Linked DNA regions of Homo sapiens: region 2 is linked to region 1. The links are chromatin loops, found by intact Hi-C in ENCODE. Cell type or tissue: HepG2. All regions are shown on one strand. Each heading gives the region's core, and the rest is flanking DNA. Links, peaks and the distances in the headings are about the cores only. Region 1 overlaps LPP (LIM domain containing preferred translocation partner in lipoma). Region 2 overlaps LPP (LIM domain containing preferred translocation partner in lipoma).

The links. Peaks named below come from ENCODE experiments on the same cell type or tissue, not always from the same donor. Only the 100,000 strongest peaks of a DNase experiment are listed, where the experiment ranks them.
Region 2: a loop joins it to region 1, with 5 times the contacts of the local background. A loop is called at or near these places in 2 of 110 quality-filtered maps.

What each region holds. Positions count from the first base shown.
Region 1 is chr3:188,290,498-188,299,585 of GRCh38, forward strand. All of the region lies in intron 2 of LPP (LIM domain containing preferred translocation partner in lipoma), which reads left to right. Among named protein-coding and RNA genes, the nearest start is that of FLJ42393, 120 kb to the left of the region's middle. RefSeq lists an enhancer at 144-438 and a silencer at 144-438. In HepG2, for the core only: no CTCF peak of the experiment used is centred there; DNase peaks (open chromatin) are centred at 4,614 and 6,694.
Region 2 is chr3:188,745,135-188,754,222 of GRCh38, forward strand. All of the region lies in intron 8 of LPP (LIM domain containing preferred translocation partner in lipoma), which reads left to right. Among named protein-coding and RNA genes, the nearest start is that of MIR28, 61 kb to the left of the region's middle. In HepG2, for the core only: a CTCF peak has its summit at 4,078; a DNase peak (open chromatin) is centred at 1,327.

The DNA of each region.
Region 1 (9,088 bases), core at 604-8,603:
TGCCGTGCTTCAGTGGTAGCACTTACTATTCCATTATACTACAGCCACCGAGAAGGACAGGTACACAGTGAATAGTTTAGGACTGTTCATGTTCCCGGCCTCTTCACTCCAAGAGCATCAGCAAGTTTAGTTTAGAACATAGGAGTTGTATTTACACAGCTACTAATGACCTTGGAAAAGTTCTTGGCTTCTCTGTCCTTGACCTTTGTTTATCTGAACGAGTAAACTTCAGATGACAGAGTGTGTGGGGAATGGAATGCATCCGCATCCTTGATAAGCTGCCCTAGTGGAATGTTGCCATGTGGCTACTGAGGGTCAATTCACTGGTCAAAGGTGGCCTGCTGGTTGGTATTTTTTCTGTGTCTTCCGGGCAAGTTCTGTCTTTCCTCAGTCTGCACATGCCTGGGTCTGTCCTCAGAGCTCTCTCCCATTTCCCTCTTCTCTAGAAAGCATTGATATAATGGGGCCACCTCTTCCTTGGACTGTTTCTGTAGCATCAGAAGGAGGTGGGTGGGAATTTGGCATACCACTTTTTGAAAGGTAATACATTCTAACATATGTATTTCACCCACCTTCAAAGAGTAAGAATACACTGAATGATACTTAATTTTAAAGATGTGTTGCTGAGGTGAACTCTAAGACGAACAATTCTTCAGAATCTTTTACTTTCTTGGGCTTCTTGTCCCAAACAACAATTATCTTTATAAAGCCTGTGTGTGTATGTGTGCGTGTGTGTTTGTGAAACTTCCTGGAATTGGTAGTGTTGATTTTGAGATGTTTCTTTGGCTTATTCAAAATATAAACAGAAAGGCTAAAGTGTTTTTCATGTCATTAAGAATGTCTTTATAAGAAAGGACATTGGCCGGGCGTGGTGGCTCTCGCCTGTAATCCCAGCACTTTGGCAGGCCCAGGCGGGTGGATCACGAGGTCAGGAGATCGAGACCATCCTGGCTAACACGGTGAAACCCCATCTCTACTAAAAATAGAAAGAAAAAAAAATTAGCCGGGCATGGTGGTGGGCGCCTGTAGTCCCAGCTACTCGGGAGGCTGAGGCAGGATAATGGTGTGAACCCAGGAGGCGGAGCTTGCAGTGAGCTGAGATCATGCCACTGCACTCCAGCCTGGGCGACAGAGCGAGACTCTGTCTCAAAAAAAAAAAAAAAAAAAGAGAAAGGACATTAAGATGATACCTTACCTTGTGTGGGGGGCTTGTAGCTTTCAAAACACTTAAGTACCCATTTTCTTATGTGTGCTTTATGACATCTCTATGATGTAGGCAAGGCAGGGTTTATCATTATTTCCCTTTTAGAAATGGTGGATCTGTGGTTCAGAGAAGTGAAATAAGTTTTCTTAAAGCAGTTCTGGATGCAAACCCAGAACATTTGACTCTAGGGTGCTTTCTGCTCCACCACCCTGATTTGATTGTAAGGAGGTAATTCTTACCAAGTACTGTCAGATTATATAGAGTTGTAATATATCTTAAAAATGCCCATTTTAATTTTCTTTAAACAGATCAGTTAAAAAGTTAACTGTGATTTGATACCATCTTGTTTCTCCCCAAGTTTAAACAGCAATGAGTCTCTAGGACCTTCGGTTAAACCAGCATGTGTTTTTCAAAAATCAAATGTCAAAGCATTTCGTGAACCTTGCTTTAATGAACAAGAGAAGTGAAGGTACAATTCCTTTTTTGCATGAGGTAATTAGGAAACAGGATGTGCAAACTTGCTATATGAATTTAAAGAGGAGCACTTCTACTGATGTACAAACTGGATGGGCATATTACAGAGGGTTTCATGCTGGTAGAAATTTTAAGTGAAATAAGTTCTCATTAAGCATATCAATTATTTTTGGACTGTGTGAAAACTTAATCTGTTTCATGAGTTGGATCTAAGGTGGTCAATACCTCTACACTCCAAAAAACAGAAGCATGACTCAAACATCTAGTTCTGATTGCAGAGTGCCTTTATCTGGAAGACTGGACATGTCGTCAGAATATAGAGCAAGAGGGATGGAATATGCTCTTAAGTTTCCTGATGACTTAAGGGTCTGCACTATACTTGCTTGGGAGGTGGGAAGGATTGAATTCTCTTTGGAAAATGCCTTTGAATCTCTTACACACATGGTACCCAATAAGCCTAGTGCTGTATTATTAGCATCATGTACTAGAGTATGGTTTACCTGACATAGGTTTTGGAAATCTATTTCTTTTATTTACACTACATGGTTTCTTAGGTGGCAATTCTCAGTGAATTACCAGCTTCCTGATAGTGTCTTGAAAAGCATGCTTTATAAGGAGGCAGAAAGTGTTTCTCTTTTGACAGATGACCTCCTTGACCCCTTGACTTTCCATTTTTGATGGTTTCTTTTGAGGTCTACGTCATCTGGTAATTTTATTGGTGTGATTTATGCCCCCAGTAAGGATCAACTTGTATAGATTCTACATTCTCATGGAAGTCTATGTACTGTCTCTACTGTGTAATAATTAGCTCCAACTCTACAAACAAGGTTAGAAATGAAATCACCAGCATTACAAGTGAGACATAACAAATGGAAGATTCCCTTCTCTGAGTTTCTCTCATACCGTTAATTTTATTTGAGCTGGCATTGACTCATTCTATATGTCTCTTCTGCTAGATTTTGAACTCTGGAGGACTGGTCTCATATCTTATTAATTATAATGGTGGCGCACAGCACATTATAGGTATTTATTACTAAGTGGTTGGGTTTAATATCTTAAGAAGCAGAAAATGTGGTTTTTCTTGAGAGAGAGATGGTTTTGGATGTTGTTCCTCTAGTATATTCTAAGCCTGCCCGCCTGGGGCTCTGTAACTATGGCTCCTAACGTGGGGAGCCCACAATCTAGCTATATCATGTTAGCGAGAGCTCTTTGTATACTGAAACAATAAACTTACCATCTTGATGAGTTTTACATGTAGAATGGCTTAGGTTATAAGGTACTGCCACCTCATTCCACTGTTGAGAATTGTCTAATGCAAAGCTCACTTTTTAAACATGGATAATTGGACAGTCATGAGTGGATCATCGAAGGGATAAGCAAAATATATGTCAAACTGAGAATTAATATCTATCAAAACACTTGCTATTATTTGGTAGATGGGAGGTTATTTTATTTTTAAGAAGTAGATTGGCTGAATGGAAAAGCAAAATGTGGCATAAAATAAAATGGGATATTGTTCAGCAGTGAAAGGAATAAAGTACTGATATGGACTACAACATGGATGAACCTTGAAAACATTATGGCAAAGTGAAAGAAGCCAGTTACAAGGCCGGGCACCATGGCTCATGCTTGTAATCTCAGCACTTTGGGAGACCGAGGTGGGTGAATCACTTGAGGTCAGGAGTTCGAGACCAGTCTGGACAACATGGTGAAACCCCCGTCTCTACTAAAAATACAAAAATCAGTTGGGCGTAGTAGTGTGTGCCTGTAATCCCAGCTACTCAGGATGGTGAGGCAGGAGAATGGCTTGAACCCGGGAGGTGGAGGTTGCAGTGAGCCGAGATCTGCCCTCCAGCCTGGGTGACAGAGCCAAACTCTGTCAAAAAAAAAAAAAAAAAAAAAAAAAAAGCCAGTTATGAAAGACCACATATTATATGATTCCATTTATGTGAAAAGCCCACAATAGGCAAATCTATAGAGTCTGTAGCGATAGAAAGTAGTGGTTGCCGGCAGGGTTGGGGTAGAGGATAGGTAGTGATTGCTAATAACTGTGAGTTTCTTTTTGGGATGCTGAAAATGCTCTTTATATGGTGGTGATGATTGCACAACACTGTGAAATACTAAAAACAGAACCGTAAACTTTAAATGGGTGAATTGTATGTAAATTATATCTCAATAAACCTGTTTTAAAAAGTGGATTTCCCTTTAATCTATTCTCTGAGGATTGCTTCAGGGATTCAAAATAGTGCATAGTGCCAAGTTTTAAACTCATATTGATTTGTTTTTGGTAAATAAGTCATGCATGCTTAACAATGGTGAACACACTTAAGGAAAAAGTGGTAACACAACTAGAGCCACCAAACCGAAGCAAGTATATTTCCACCTAACTTCATGCACGTTTTTTTCTCAGAAGCTTTAAAAATTTATACTTTCTCAAATGTTGATTAATGAGATATCTGATAAGAAATAACAGGGTACTGACAGTCCTGATTGTATAAATAGGCATTAGGGATTGTGTTCATGGTTTGCTTGTCAGCACAAGAGAAATGTGTGATTATGTTGAATGATAGTTAATTTTCTTATCCACCCATTTTAAAAATAAAGATGTACAGCTAGAAAACAGGTGCCCAGGGAATAGAGGAGACCTGCAGCTTTGATAATGAGCCCCAGAAAGAAACTAGAAGGAACAAGCTCCCGCTTAGGAGGTGCCGTTCGAGTCCTGGCCAGTGTCTGACTGTAGCTGATGGGTTTAGAGAACTGTGGCTGGCTTCTCACAAAGGATTTTTTCATTTACTCTTGTTTTGTGTTTGAGTATAGACAGCTTTTCCCATCCTCCATCAGGGTCATTGTCCCACCTTCTCTGACTCACTTATTGTGTCAACAGAATTAAAAGAGCAGCCGGTGGACGTGTGTAGAGGCTGAAGGAGAGCTGTGTTGCTAGCTTTGTATTTGAACGGTTCGTACACAAACAGTTCTCTTTGATTAAGTATCCGGTGAAACCAATTCACATGAACTCCAATTAAACTTTAATGAACAAGTGGGTGTATTAATATCAGCTGAGTAATGCAGGCAGCACAGATTCCAGTAAGTGACTCACTTCTCTGAGCAGCTCATTCCCCATGCACGGTTAGAGTTACTAGAAAGCTTCCAGCTATATTTGAGTGGATCTGGTCTGGGCCTTGTAATTCTAACAATCCTCAGGGCTCGCTATTCATCTAGTGACAAAACCACAGTCATCCAGACCTCTGTTTTCAGAGCAAAGATTGGGGATGAAGAGTTTTGTTCACATTGAGCAATTAGGCCCTTCGTTGAGCAGTGACCATTTGGACTTTTATTTTCCTCATCTTCCCATTTTTGTTTTTTTGTTATTTTATTTTTTAGAGACAGGGTCTCACTCTGTAGCCCAGGCTGGAGTGCAGTGGTGTGATCACAGCTCACTGCAGCCTCAGCCTCTTGGGCTCAAGCAATCCTCCCGCCTCAGCCTCCCGAGTAACCTGGAACAACAGGCATGCACCACTGTGCCCACCTACAAAATTTCTGTAGAGATGGGGTCTTGCTATGTCGCCCAGCTTGGTGTTGAACTCCTGAGCTGAAGTGAGCCTCAGCCTCCCAAAGCGCTTGGATTATAGATATGAGCCCCGTGCCCAGCCTTTATTTTGTTTTTAAGTGAGAATTATTTTTTTCTTAAACCCAGGGGCAGTGTAGGTGAAGGTTAAGGCAGTGAAGATAGAACAGTCAGTTTTGAAATGCACATAGCCTTCCTGAGCCTCACTTTCACCACATCTGCCAGTCTGCCTCAAGTCTTTAAGTTTCCCTACACCAGAGGCAGCAAGGTGTGCCTGGAATGATGAATTCCTTTGAGCACAGACCCTGTTCCATCTAGAGACTGATGACTGTACCTATTTCCTAGGAAAGGTTAAGCAAGATCGTGAATATAATGCTCTTCGTTTCATGCCGGCACATAATAAGTTCCCACTAAATGTTTAACTTGGTCCACTGGGGGAAGGATGAGAAGGAGGATTTGGAGATAAATGAGACTTGGCCCTTGACAATTCAGGAGCTTGGAGTCTTATAGAGATTTGACTTAAAAATGTCTGTGTAACTCCAGAGTGATAAAGACAAAAATGCTTGAAAAAGATAAGTGAGGATTCGGGGGATGGAGGAATCCCAGAGGTTGGCCCCGTCTGAGAAGGCTGGAGGTTAGGGTAGGAAGAGGTAAGGGTTTGGGAAGGTAGTTCTAGGCTGACTGAAGAGTGTGAGCAAAAGCAGAGGCAGGGATGTATCCAGGTATCAGATAGTGCACATTTAGTGTGGTTACAGTAGGTGATAATTTAGGAGGCTGATTGAAACTGAATTTAGCCTCTGCCTTAGTCACCAAGTCCTTTCCCAGCTCCACTTGCTGTTCTCTCTCTCATTCTCTCCTACCTATATTGAAACCAGTTGAAAATAATGGAGTCACACAGAGGCAGATGGCAATAATGTCCAGGTTGTGGAACATTAGCTCATTGGGCTTGCTAATGCAGCACCCATGAATGAAATTTACCCTCTTCCTCTCAGATAGCTCCTGCACTCAATAACTCCCATTTAGGGCACACTGTGCATAAAGCTCCCAACCATGAAGAGCAGGGAGGATCTGCCTCTAACAGTCAGGTAACTCACAAAGACTGGAAGGAAGTGACTGGGTTACACATGGCCAGTTTCTTCTCCAAACTCAATAATTGGGTAACTCTCTGCCTCCTCATCTGAGAACAAGGGAGTGGGAGGGAGGCAAACAAGAAAAGAGAAGAAGCAGTGGAGAAAGGAGACGTTCTGCAGTGCCAGGCTTCTTGCCCCACACTCTTCCCAAATGTCAACATAGTTCCTTTAGGGGAAAAAAGTGGGAGGCTAGAATGGTAGGACAGGGCCACAATATGGAAGTGAAAAACCAGGGGCAGTTTCCTGAGCAGGGAATGATGTCATTCGATCTATAATTCAGTCTGGTTAATCTACTTATGCAACACCAATTGAAGGACACACTTAGATAACTCAGCCTTGAGTCAACAAATCTTGTGTAACACTGCCAAGGTCCATAGTGCAAGAATCAGCCCCCACTTCGGAAATAACAACCACCCCTCAGTGCCAAATTTTGGACATTGCTTGTAAATTTCAGACTCCTTCCCTCCAAGATACTGTTTTAGAGAATGTCGTAGGGTAAAAAATTCCAAGGGGTAAAGACATAAATTCCGTAATACTACAATAGATGGGAGGCTCTAATCAAGTAGATAAATTCTATTTTTGGAATTGTGAATAAAGCAGAAAAGATTCTTGGAAATCAGGAATTGAATAGATTGATGGTACAAATGAGAGACTATATGTTGCTTAAAGAAAACAAAAGATTGCCTATCAGGTTTTAAAATGTGAGTCAGTAGTTTATATAGTGATTCAAGCTGAACAGCTATCTTGGTTATTAACTAAAATCTTTTCTTTCCCCTTCCATTTTATATATGAAGAAACTATTAATACAAAAGTCATTATCAAAGGACACTGGGGCTAGGTTTCATTACCCAGCTTAATCCTTAATTTCATATTGAGCATTTCATATTGAAGTGAAACAATAAGGATATGTTTCTAGAGACTGATGAGACAACTGAATTGGACTTGGTTTTGACATTCAAAGGGATCAGGTAGAGGTACTTAGTTGAGCTCACTACTTCATTTTGGCAAAAGACATATGTCATAGAAATGTAGTAGCCATGATGGATTATGTATCTTTGAATTGGGAGCCTATGACAAATTTTCTCCAATGGGAAGTTTCTTCAGAGCCTATCATTGTTTCAACAATAATTAAAGTAATTTACAGAGAATGTGCTCATCTACTTTTACCTACTGTTATCTTTTTTCCAAGTTAATAAACTGAATATATTGTATAGATTGGTTGATAGCCTTCCTGAAATGAACATCCTTTGCAAACCTATCTCTCCAAACCCAAATCCTGCCCAAATTTCCCAATTGTGGTAGCAAGCCCAATGAGCTCCTGATACGATCCTAATAGGATCCTCTTCTCTGGAAATCCTCGACAGATCACACTTCTCTTTTCTTGGGAACAGCTTTCTGTTTCCTTGTCCAGAATGGATGCCGTTCTGTTATCCTGGTCACTCTCTGGGCCCCCTCCCTTTGTCCACCATGAGCACAGGCTACTGGCCACTGATCCTCCTGGGGGCACTAGCCTGGCTACCCCATTGCTTATTTTACCTTTGCTTCTCTTAAATACCATTGTTGGTGATTGCTCCACACAGCAATTGTTCTCACCTAAGTCTGTGGATAAGACTCACTTAGGGAGGTTTTACCAGAATTCAGCTCATCTCCCTAAATGTTTGGGTCTGGACTAGGGCACACACTTCTCGTGAGGCGCTTCTCATGAGTACCCCTTCTCAAACTTTACGGGTATCAATTTACTTATGGCCTGCAGTGCATAAAGTGAAAGCTTTCTGAAAAGACATTTAATCCATCGGTATGAGGATGAAAAAGACACACTCAGGGCATGAAAAGAGTGAGAAGGTCACAAAAAGGGTGTGGTCTCAGCTGGAGAGGAAGCTGAACAATCCTATAAAGGAACAAAAGCTCAGCGTCCTGACCATCTGTTTCTTTCTACCCCAGGCCCATTCCCATCATGAGTATTTATTCTGCCCAGTGTGGGATGGGTTCTGTTCTAGAAGTTTGCATGAGCAGAGGGAAGCTTAGCCCCATGAGGCCAGTCATGAGGCTCCATCTTATTCTATAGGCTTCAGCCTTTTTATGAAGACCTAGCTTCTACTCTTGCCCCAGGCCCTAAGCAGGCCCAGACTTTTCCCATATACACACACTCTCTCTCTAACTTATGTGTCTTACATCTTAATAAGGCAGCAGATTGTATCAGAATCAGTTAACTCTTTATCAAAAAACCCAGAGCAGACAGACGGGTGAACTTGCTCATGGGCTGAGCTAGAAGGGAGGCCACTTTTCCTTCACACAGCCTCGGACTCTCCCTGGGCTTTTTTGTGTGTGCTGCGTGGAGACTGTGTTCTAACATTTCAGTCATATCTTCCTTATTTTAAAACTACAGAATTGATCTTACCAACTTACTGGGGAGCACGTCGTCAGTAAATTCTAATGGAAAAACCTGTCTGATCAATGGGACAGGAAAGCGTCACAGCAATACCGGTGAGTCATTCCAAGACCAGGCACATTTGAGCTGTGTTGCTTCTTCGATGCTGACTATAATTCTCCCTCAGCATTACGTCGTCTTAAGCAGCTTTTGAATCTTCGTCTCTGATTCCCTTTCTAGGTCAGACTGTGTCTTTTTTTAAAATTGTGCCTGGATATCCCCTTAATAGGTTGGACAAGTCCCGTTAGGATAATTGGCTGTATGAATATGCGAAAATAGCAACAGTG
Region 2 (9,088 bases), core at 786-8,785, 450 kb after region 1:
CTCTCAAGATATTTCTGTGTGGTTCTCTAACAGCCTTCATTTATTTTATATGGTAATTATAGATGTCCATTTGTTCTAGGGAAGGCAGGTGTCAGGTCTTACTCATCTTTATATTCCTGGTTTGACATACAGTGCCTGATGTCTAGTAAGCACTTGATATCTGTTTATTTTAATGTTTATGCCCTACATTATCTATCACAAGTATTAAAGATTGATAGGTGCTCTGTAAATGTTAAATTGAGTTAATTATTTTCAATCTTACAGGAAGTTACATAAGTCATTCCTGTATTCATTTGTGAATTTTCGACATCCTATATTAAGAGTTGCACTTAGAATGTGAGTTCCATGAGGGCAACAGCACTTCTGTCTTACTGCTCTGTCTGCTATGTTGGCCCATAATTAACCACTCAGTAAGCCTTTTGTGAAAACAACCTCAATGAGTCTTCTACCTCAAGTCTTTTGAATAGGAATGGATTTAAAGCTGACCCCTAATACATCTTTCAAACTTTAAGTCAGTAAATTTTTTACAAACTTTTTTAAGTTGATAAATCCCTCAGAAATTATTCTGAGGAAGCTGATGGGATAGAAATGAAACAGACTAAGGGGCTCCAGGCAATCACCACTCCCCTTCGTTCTCCTTCCTCTGTTGGTGGGGATCAATAGAGCAGGATCCTCAAAACTGTGGAGTTCTTTGGAGCATACTTTGAAAGCCTCTAATTCTATTCCACGCTCTAATTTCCAAAAGAGGGAACTGAGGCCCGTGGTGGTTAAATGCCCTTTCCGAGGTTACACAGCTATACATGGTAGAGCCGACCCATGTCTTCTGACTCTCATCCCGTTGCACTTACAACTAGCCTGCATGTTCCCCTTTTCCCATATCGCATGGATAGCATCTTACGCATCTAAGTTTTTTTCTTTAATAATGATCTTCTCTTTTCTTTAAGAGACACCATCACTCCGAGTTGTACCACTTGCACCAGGCTAAATTATTCCTCAGTGTTTACCCCTTTCAGATATTTATAGACCATCATTATGGCACTCCCTAGTCACCTGTCAGCTTCCTAATATGTACATATATGGTTTCTTTAATCTTTCTGTACAGTCGGCTTCTCTAGTCCCTTAATCATTTGTACCATTCTCTCTCTAATGCCTATAAGGGAACTGTTTAAATATAGTCCATATGGGAAAAGTAACCTCAACATGTTGTAACAGGGGGCAGAAAAACACGCTGAATAGATGAAAGGAACAATCTACAGGTTAATTAGTAGTATGGCCACAAATATGTGCACAGTTTTGTTTCAGAAATAAAGCAAGCTGTATTTGTTGTAACTATCTCTTCTTTGAACTTAACAGAATGCTGATAATGCCAAGCTGTGTTTACAGTCCAAATTTTTGCTGAAGACCTTCAACTTTGCACTCTCCCTGTGTGGTATCTCTTGCCCAAGACAGAACTTCAAATAAAATCACATAGCTGATGCAAGAAACCGTTACTGAGCGTATCCATTTTTATGCAGTTTCTGTGGACTTACATGGTTTCTGGGAGCTCCCTATAAGCCTTAGTAAGGGAAAGCTCTTGACTTATCTCACTAGTTATTAGGGATTTGGATATATGTTTACTAAATGTGATAATCTAAGTATGGAAACTACATTAGTACAAGAGGAATCACCCAGAAATACTCTACTGGCATAAATAAAACATTACCTATTGCCCAGTTTTCTCATTTGTTTCATTTTGTAACTTTTATAATGTGTCAATAAGTTTGAAGTCTTGAAGGGCTGCCCAGAAACCACCACAGAGTGGATTTTCCTTACCCTCAATCTGCCTTCATCAAAATTTAGTTTGTGTGTTTATCCTATAAAATTTATCTCATAATAAAAACTGAAGACTAGGACGGTCCTTAGAAAAACACTTGATTCGGTGTATTTATTTTATAAAAGGGAGTCACAGAGAGAAAATGTGGCCAGCTCAGGTACATGGCTTCCTAGGCAATGTTCCATTTCGCAAAACTTTCATTGGTCCAGAAAGTGTACCTTCATTCCCAACCAAATCCTTCCTATAATGCTTTCCATGCCTTTCTTCTGTGGCTCTCTCTGATGATCTCACAGGTCTATAAGCTCTTACAGGTAGAAATATGATTTCTTGCTGTGTTCTTATTATAAAGCATTGCCATGCAACTGAGAAGTAATGAGAGCCAGTGGATTTTATTAGAATGGAATTTTAACTTTTCTACTTTAAAACCCAGTGATTCTGCTAGTCTGGAGGTAGCAAAGAAGGATGACTATTTTCTCTCTCACACAAAGTAAGATTCTGAAGGGGCTTATTCTCTGAATGAAAAACGAGAGGAGAAAAGTAAGAACCTTCTAATGTTTTATTCAAATGTTAACAAAGAAATTTGAGAAGCATGTTTCCTTAAAATTGACACCATTTTTATCCCAAACATTCTGGTAAGTGATAGCAGATGACTGTGCAAGCTTCTATGGAGAGAGAGAGAGGAATTTTTCCAGGAGCATAGTCCCAGTGGGAAGTATTACCTAAAAGTAATACACTAATCACTTTCAATCTTGCATATTTCCACATACTGTGTGCACACATATGTGTATTAATAACTGTTCCCTAGACGTCACTTCAGCGCTCAGACAGCTTAGTGTTGCTATGCGAATGCTGGAGATGGAATCAGATGCAGACTACAGTTTAGCAATGAGAATTCTTCAGAGATACAAGAATGGAAATGGCCTTAGGTCCTGCCTCATGGGTCTCCCTCTGAGCTCCAGTGTAACATCGGGTGTCAAGTATTTGTGGCCCCATCTGCCCACTCCACTGAGAATCTAAATGGCATTGCCAGTATTTGTGAGGTACTCATATCTTAAAAGTCAGTGTACTCAAATCAGTCTTGCATTCTACCTTGTGGATTTTGCATGGAAATTTTTTAGAATGTCATTGCTGATGGAAGCCCCAGATATATAAGTACATCTGCTCCATCGTACTGGTGATTTTTATAGATATTCATAAGAAAATTTATTTTACAGCAGTTTATTTTAGAGGAATTCTTTGCATTTTATTTGTATGTGTGTATACTTATTTTACTGGCAGGATACACACACATGTATATACACACACACACATACATATATACACATACATACATATATATATGAATGTATGTTTGTATCCTGTCAGTAATACTTTGAGGTACCTAGGGCTGAGATTACTATTTCTCTTCCACCTATGGCTCAAATGGGTAAAATAGCTTACTCAAAGTCACAGTTCATACATGTGGTGCAGCTTGAATCAAAACTCAATTCTTCTATCCACAGATTTACCACTACTTGAGTAGTCTGTGGTGTTTAAAAAAAATAATAAACAACAGGCCGGGCACAGCGGCTCACACCTGTAATCCCAGCACTTTGGGAGGCTGAGGCAGGTGGATCACAAGGTCAGGAGTTTGAGATCAGCCTGGCTAACATAGTGAAACCCCGTTTCTACTAAAAATACAAAAAATTAGCTGGGCATGGTGACGTGCGCCTGTAATCCCAGCTACTCGGGAGGCTGAGGCAGGAGAATCACTTGAACCCGGGAGGCAGAGGTTGCTGTGAGCCAAGATTGTGCCGTTGCACTCCAGCTTGGGCAACAAGAGCAAAACTCTGTCTCAAAGTAATAATAATAATAAGACGAAGAAGTAACAAAGCCAAACTGGAAAGTTTCTGTTAAATGAATGTTCTAGATAATACCAACGTATAAAGCAATCATTTTATACCAGCTATGGTCAAACAGGGACCAGAGCCTTGACTTTTTTTTGCCTCAACACAGCTCTGCAGAACCCACTCAGTACCCCATGTCCTACTGCCATTCCTTTGGTTTCCAGAACATTGAGATGTACAAATCCAAAACACCACAGTGTTTCAGAGAGAAATGGCATGACTCTACTGGTTGCAATTGTAATGGAGTTCACCTTGTTCTGGAGTCATACAGAAGCCATGTTGTAGACTTAGTGTCCCACGCAATACTCCTAATTACAATGAAAATCTACTGTTAGGTAGAAGGAGAAATTCCTCACAATCAGGCAACAGCGCCTACTAGTGGGAAGAAACTGATACTTGAGGTAGGGCACCTGGGAGATAGCTCTGTGCATCTTGAGAGAGTGCTACACTGAGAGCCCAAAGGCTCTCAGGTCTCATCTCTCCTGACAGCTTGCTATGACATCTTAATCAATGAATTGCCTCTCTCTTACCCTTTGTTATAGAGTCTGTAAATGAAGAGTTTGGAATGGCTACTTTCTAAATTTTCTACACGTCCTATGACCCTTGAAATCCTCTTAACAATGTATTATGGATACTTTGCTACTAAACGGTAAAACAGAATCCCGAGTAAGATGAATTGGCTTCCTAAGGAAGTAGTGTCAGGGGAGAATAGCACCATCTTTGGGGCCAGTTCCATTTATGCAGGTAATATGGTATGGTCCAGCTCAAAGATCACTGGACTGGGCTGAGTTGCAACTCTGCTACCTACTTCTCAAGTCATGTACAAGGTCATTCCTATGTTAACTCATGTGTTGGGAAGATGATAATTGTCTCATTTAGCTTTTAGTTATTATAAGATTCATATGAGAATATAGAAATTATGAAGTTTTATGTGAATCTGCAAATTTATTTTCAGTCTTTATATATCACAATTTTAATTTAGGCTAATTATAATTTTTATTTTCCCCTTTTTGTTCTATATTCTAAATTCGTATCTCCCATGGAGGCAGGTACTGTATGGACAAAATCTTTTATTAGTCACATATTGTTTTCATCCATTTTGTGCTGCTATAGCAGAATAACTGAGACTGGGTAATTTATAAAGAATGAAAATTTATTTTATCACGGTTCTAGAGGCTGGTAAGTCCAAGATCAAGGCACCAGCAGGCTTGGTTTTCTGGTGAGGGCTACTCTCTGTTTCCAGGATGGTGCTTTGTGCTACCTCCTCACATGGCAGACAGTGGAAGAGCAAGCCAGCAGAATGCCGCATGAAGCCTCTTTCACAAAGGGCTTTATCCCATTCATGACAGAGAAGCCCGTATGGCCTGATCAACACTTTTTAATAAAATCACAATATCTACTGCTGAATTTTGGAGGGAACCAATTCAAATCATAGCACACATCTTTTCTAAAATGGAAAGGGTAATATGATCATTGGAGAAATACTCATTCCTTTGCATATTGGTTTACTATCCAAGCCAGGTGTGGTGGTTCACACTTGTAATTCCAGCACTTTGGGAGGCCGAGATGGGTGGATCACCTGATGTCAGGAGTTTGAGACTAGCCTGGCCAACATGGTGAAACCCCATCTCTACTACAAATATCAAAAAATTAGCCAGCCATGGTGGCACACACCTGTAATCCCAGCTACTCAGGAGGCTGGGGCCAGAGAATTGCTTGAACCTGGGAGGCAGAGGTTGCAGTGAGCCAAGATCGCACCACTGCACTCCAACCTGGGCAACCGAGTGAGACTCCATCTCAAAAAATAAAAAAAAAAGTTTACTATCCAGAGAATCTTGTCCAGGTTAACACTCTTTTTTGTCTGCTTTCTTCTTTTGTGAAACAAGAAGGTAAGAGGGACACTGGAGAAAACCTAATGTTCTTTACAAAATGAGTCATAGTTCTCCATCTGCAAACTGTGGCTCCCATTTATGTCTTGGTGTCAATATGACTATTACATGTTATGTACATGGATTCCACCTCATTTGCAACATAGTCTTCTGCCTGAGCTCTGTTTGTTGGATCTGATCTAACTTTACATGGTCTTAAGTCACACATTGAACTCTTAAGTTCTGTAGGCCTCTAAGCCTTTTTAAGTTTTAGTATTTTCATCGTTAAAATGAGAGTGATTATAACCCTTGCTTTGCTGCCTCCAAATATTATTGAGGGATCAAATGCATTGATAAATAAGATAAAGCACTAGACAAATATAAGGGATGCTTGATGACTTCACAGAGGGAAGATTATTCTGTTGCTGGCTGCTGAAATACAGTAGCTTTAGAAAAACCCCTTTGGGTTCCCTTATTATCAGGTTTGGTCTCAAATAACCAGAATAAATTTGGAGATTTCCTACCACAAAAGCTAAAAGTACCTGGGCAGATTTACCCTTTGAGTGGACCTAAGGGAAATGCAGATTCCCACGGGAGAGATCACGGAGCAGATTCAAACCATAAGGCAAAAATAATTGTTGCAATAGCGGTTCTAACTGTACTAGTAAATATTGATTTTTCTGTTAGCAGATCAATCATGAAATGAATTCTAAATATAGAAGACTGGTTAAAAAATTAAGACGGAGAATGTGAAAATGTCCATGTGTAAAAATTAACTTAAAGAGAAATCTTGCTTTGGCCAAAAGAAATACTACTGTTTCTGTCAGGAATGTTCTGTGATTTAATCAAGTTTCCTGCCTGGCCAGATAATTTTAGGAATTGTGGACTTTTAAAGTAGTAAGTCAGTTTAGAAAACTGGTTAAGTGGACAGATGTAAAGTCAGACTGCCTAAGCCCCAATTCCAGCTTCAATATTTAACTCTGTGGTTGTGGGCAAGGCACATAATCTCTTTATGCTGCCTTTTCATCAACTGTTATGGAGATAATGATAGAACCTACATCATAGAGTTGTTGGGGTGACTACATGAGATAATACAATTAAATACTTAACACCTGGTCCATAAAAAGCGCTGAATAAATATTGACTATTATCATCACCCCGGGGTCTACAAATTTTTGTAGGATTAGGATTAGGATTGAAATTTCTACCGAAAAATTCCATCAGTAAAATATTGATAAATATAAATCTTAACCAACTGCCTCAGAGACATAGGGACCTCTATTTTCCACTCATTGACTGTCATCTTTAGAGAACAGTCCAAAGCATGTGCCTTTCTGTTCTAGTTGTTATGAGCTCTTTATTTTGAAGTTGAACTATATACTTCCTATAGTTTAAAGGAGAAAGAAGTAGGTCTCATGCTGGACACCTTCTAGATGTTACCTCCTCCGAATTTCATAGCCAAGTATTTAAGGCAGTTATGATCATCTCCCTCTTAGAGAAGCCTAGAAAAGGTTACTGCAGTGCTTGACAGCAAATAGAAACTCACCAAGTGCATTTGTTGAGGGATTGACAGAATGGCTGGATAAGTGACTCAACTAAGACCACTTATCTAGTGAGTGCGTCTACTCAGCTGCTTGTTTTGAAGACAAGGAAATTCGGGCTCAGAAAATTTAGGAAACTTGTCTAGGCTGCCAATAGCTAGTAACAAAGGCAAGAATTGCATATCTGATTTTCTTTACACCATGTTACATCTAACTGTTCAAAAGATAACCATGTATTATACTCGAAAATGCAAAACAGGGTTGTTTTTTGTTTTGTTTGTTGTGGTGGTGGTGATGGTATTTTTGTTTTGTTTTTGCTACTTTTCCTGAGAGTGGAAGTTGTTATCAAAAAGTTACTGTCATGACTACTATGTGTATAGATGCTATTAGTTTCATCAAGGTTGGGAATAGGGTATATGTTGCCCAACTTTCTGCCCCTCTCCGCCTCATATTAAAGTTCCAGTTTCCTAGAATATATCTCCTGGGAGATTTGGCACTAGCCATCACTGCATTCCAATACCCCGGGACAAACTACTCTTGGTGGAACACAGAAGCATACAGTCCTTGTTACAGCAGTGGTTCTCAAACTCACATTCCTGATGGAAAGCTAGAGTTGAAGGGTCAACACCCAAGAGCTGCAGTGGAGGACCATCACCTGTCCTGATTCGCCACCTGTGGTAGATCATGACTTTCACTAAGATCCCCTGAGGCTTGTGGGGATGGAGAAGTGATGCTGGACTGGCCCTTCCTCTTTCCCTGCAGGTGTTAATGGGTTCTGCTCCTAAACAATACTGATATAGGTCAGAGTTATGATTGAATTGTATACATAGAAACATGTGCTGATTGAGAAAATGGGCTTTACAAGTCAGACCTGGTTCCAGTCTCAGCCACACTACATTCTGCCTTTGAGACTTTGGCCAGGTGATGGAACATCAGGTTTCTTATCTAAAAAGGAGAATAATTGGTTGGTAGGACTAAATGAAAAAATGTATGTGAAATGCTTAGGACAGTGCTGAGCACAGATAAAAATGCACAATAATTTTCTATTTTTTGTTAGTTTCCTTCACAATACATATATTTACATCAGCGAAACATGCTTGCTTTTGCAACCTTCTGTGGGACTCCCCCTCCTAATTTACCACCTCACCTGAAGGTCTAAGCTAAGCAAATCTCTGTCTATAAATGAATCACATCGTGGTTAGACTTTATAACAACTTCCCCTTGCCAGGAGATCACTCAGCCTTCACTTCATCTCATCTGGTTTGCTGCCCAGGCCTTTATCCACTCATTCCTGAACTCCTCTCCCTGACAACCTTGGGGTTTTGGCTTGTTGTGTGCGTGTGTGTGTGTGTGTGTGTGTGTGTGTGTGTGTGTTTTGTTTTTTGTTTTTTTTTACTTTACCTTAATTTCTCTTTTTGGACTAAGATGTTAAAATGTTTCTTAATGTGACTGTCTCCGAAACTGTTTTGTGTCTACCACTCATCCTAGTGGCAGTCATTGATCCTTTTCTTGTTGCGAGTGTTTGAGTGTGGGTGTGTGTGAGTGTGTATATGTATTTGTAGAGGGAAAAACAAGAGAGAGGGAAACAGACATTGGAGCCACCTTTCCCCCACTAGCCACGTACCTGTTGAACCTTCAAGCCTCTCTATAGAATCAGATATACACAAGCACAGTGACAGAACTACATGTGTCCTACAGTCCAGCTTTTAAGATATGATAAAAACTCTTGTATTCACAGAGCTAAATGGCAATAACCATAGGAGATTGCATATTGCTACATTATGTAAAGACAGAGTCCCAAGAAAATAGTGAGAACTCAGTTTGATGTATGATGTGATATGTGATATCTTACTTTACATGGCTAACAGTTGACATTCTTTGTGGATTCTATATTGTCTAAGGCTACAGAAGAGCCATATGATAAATTCATCGGCAACCCAAAAGAAGCCTGTTCTATCGCAGTGCTTCCAATTAATATAA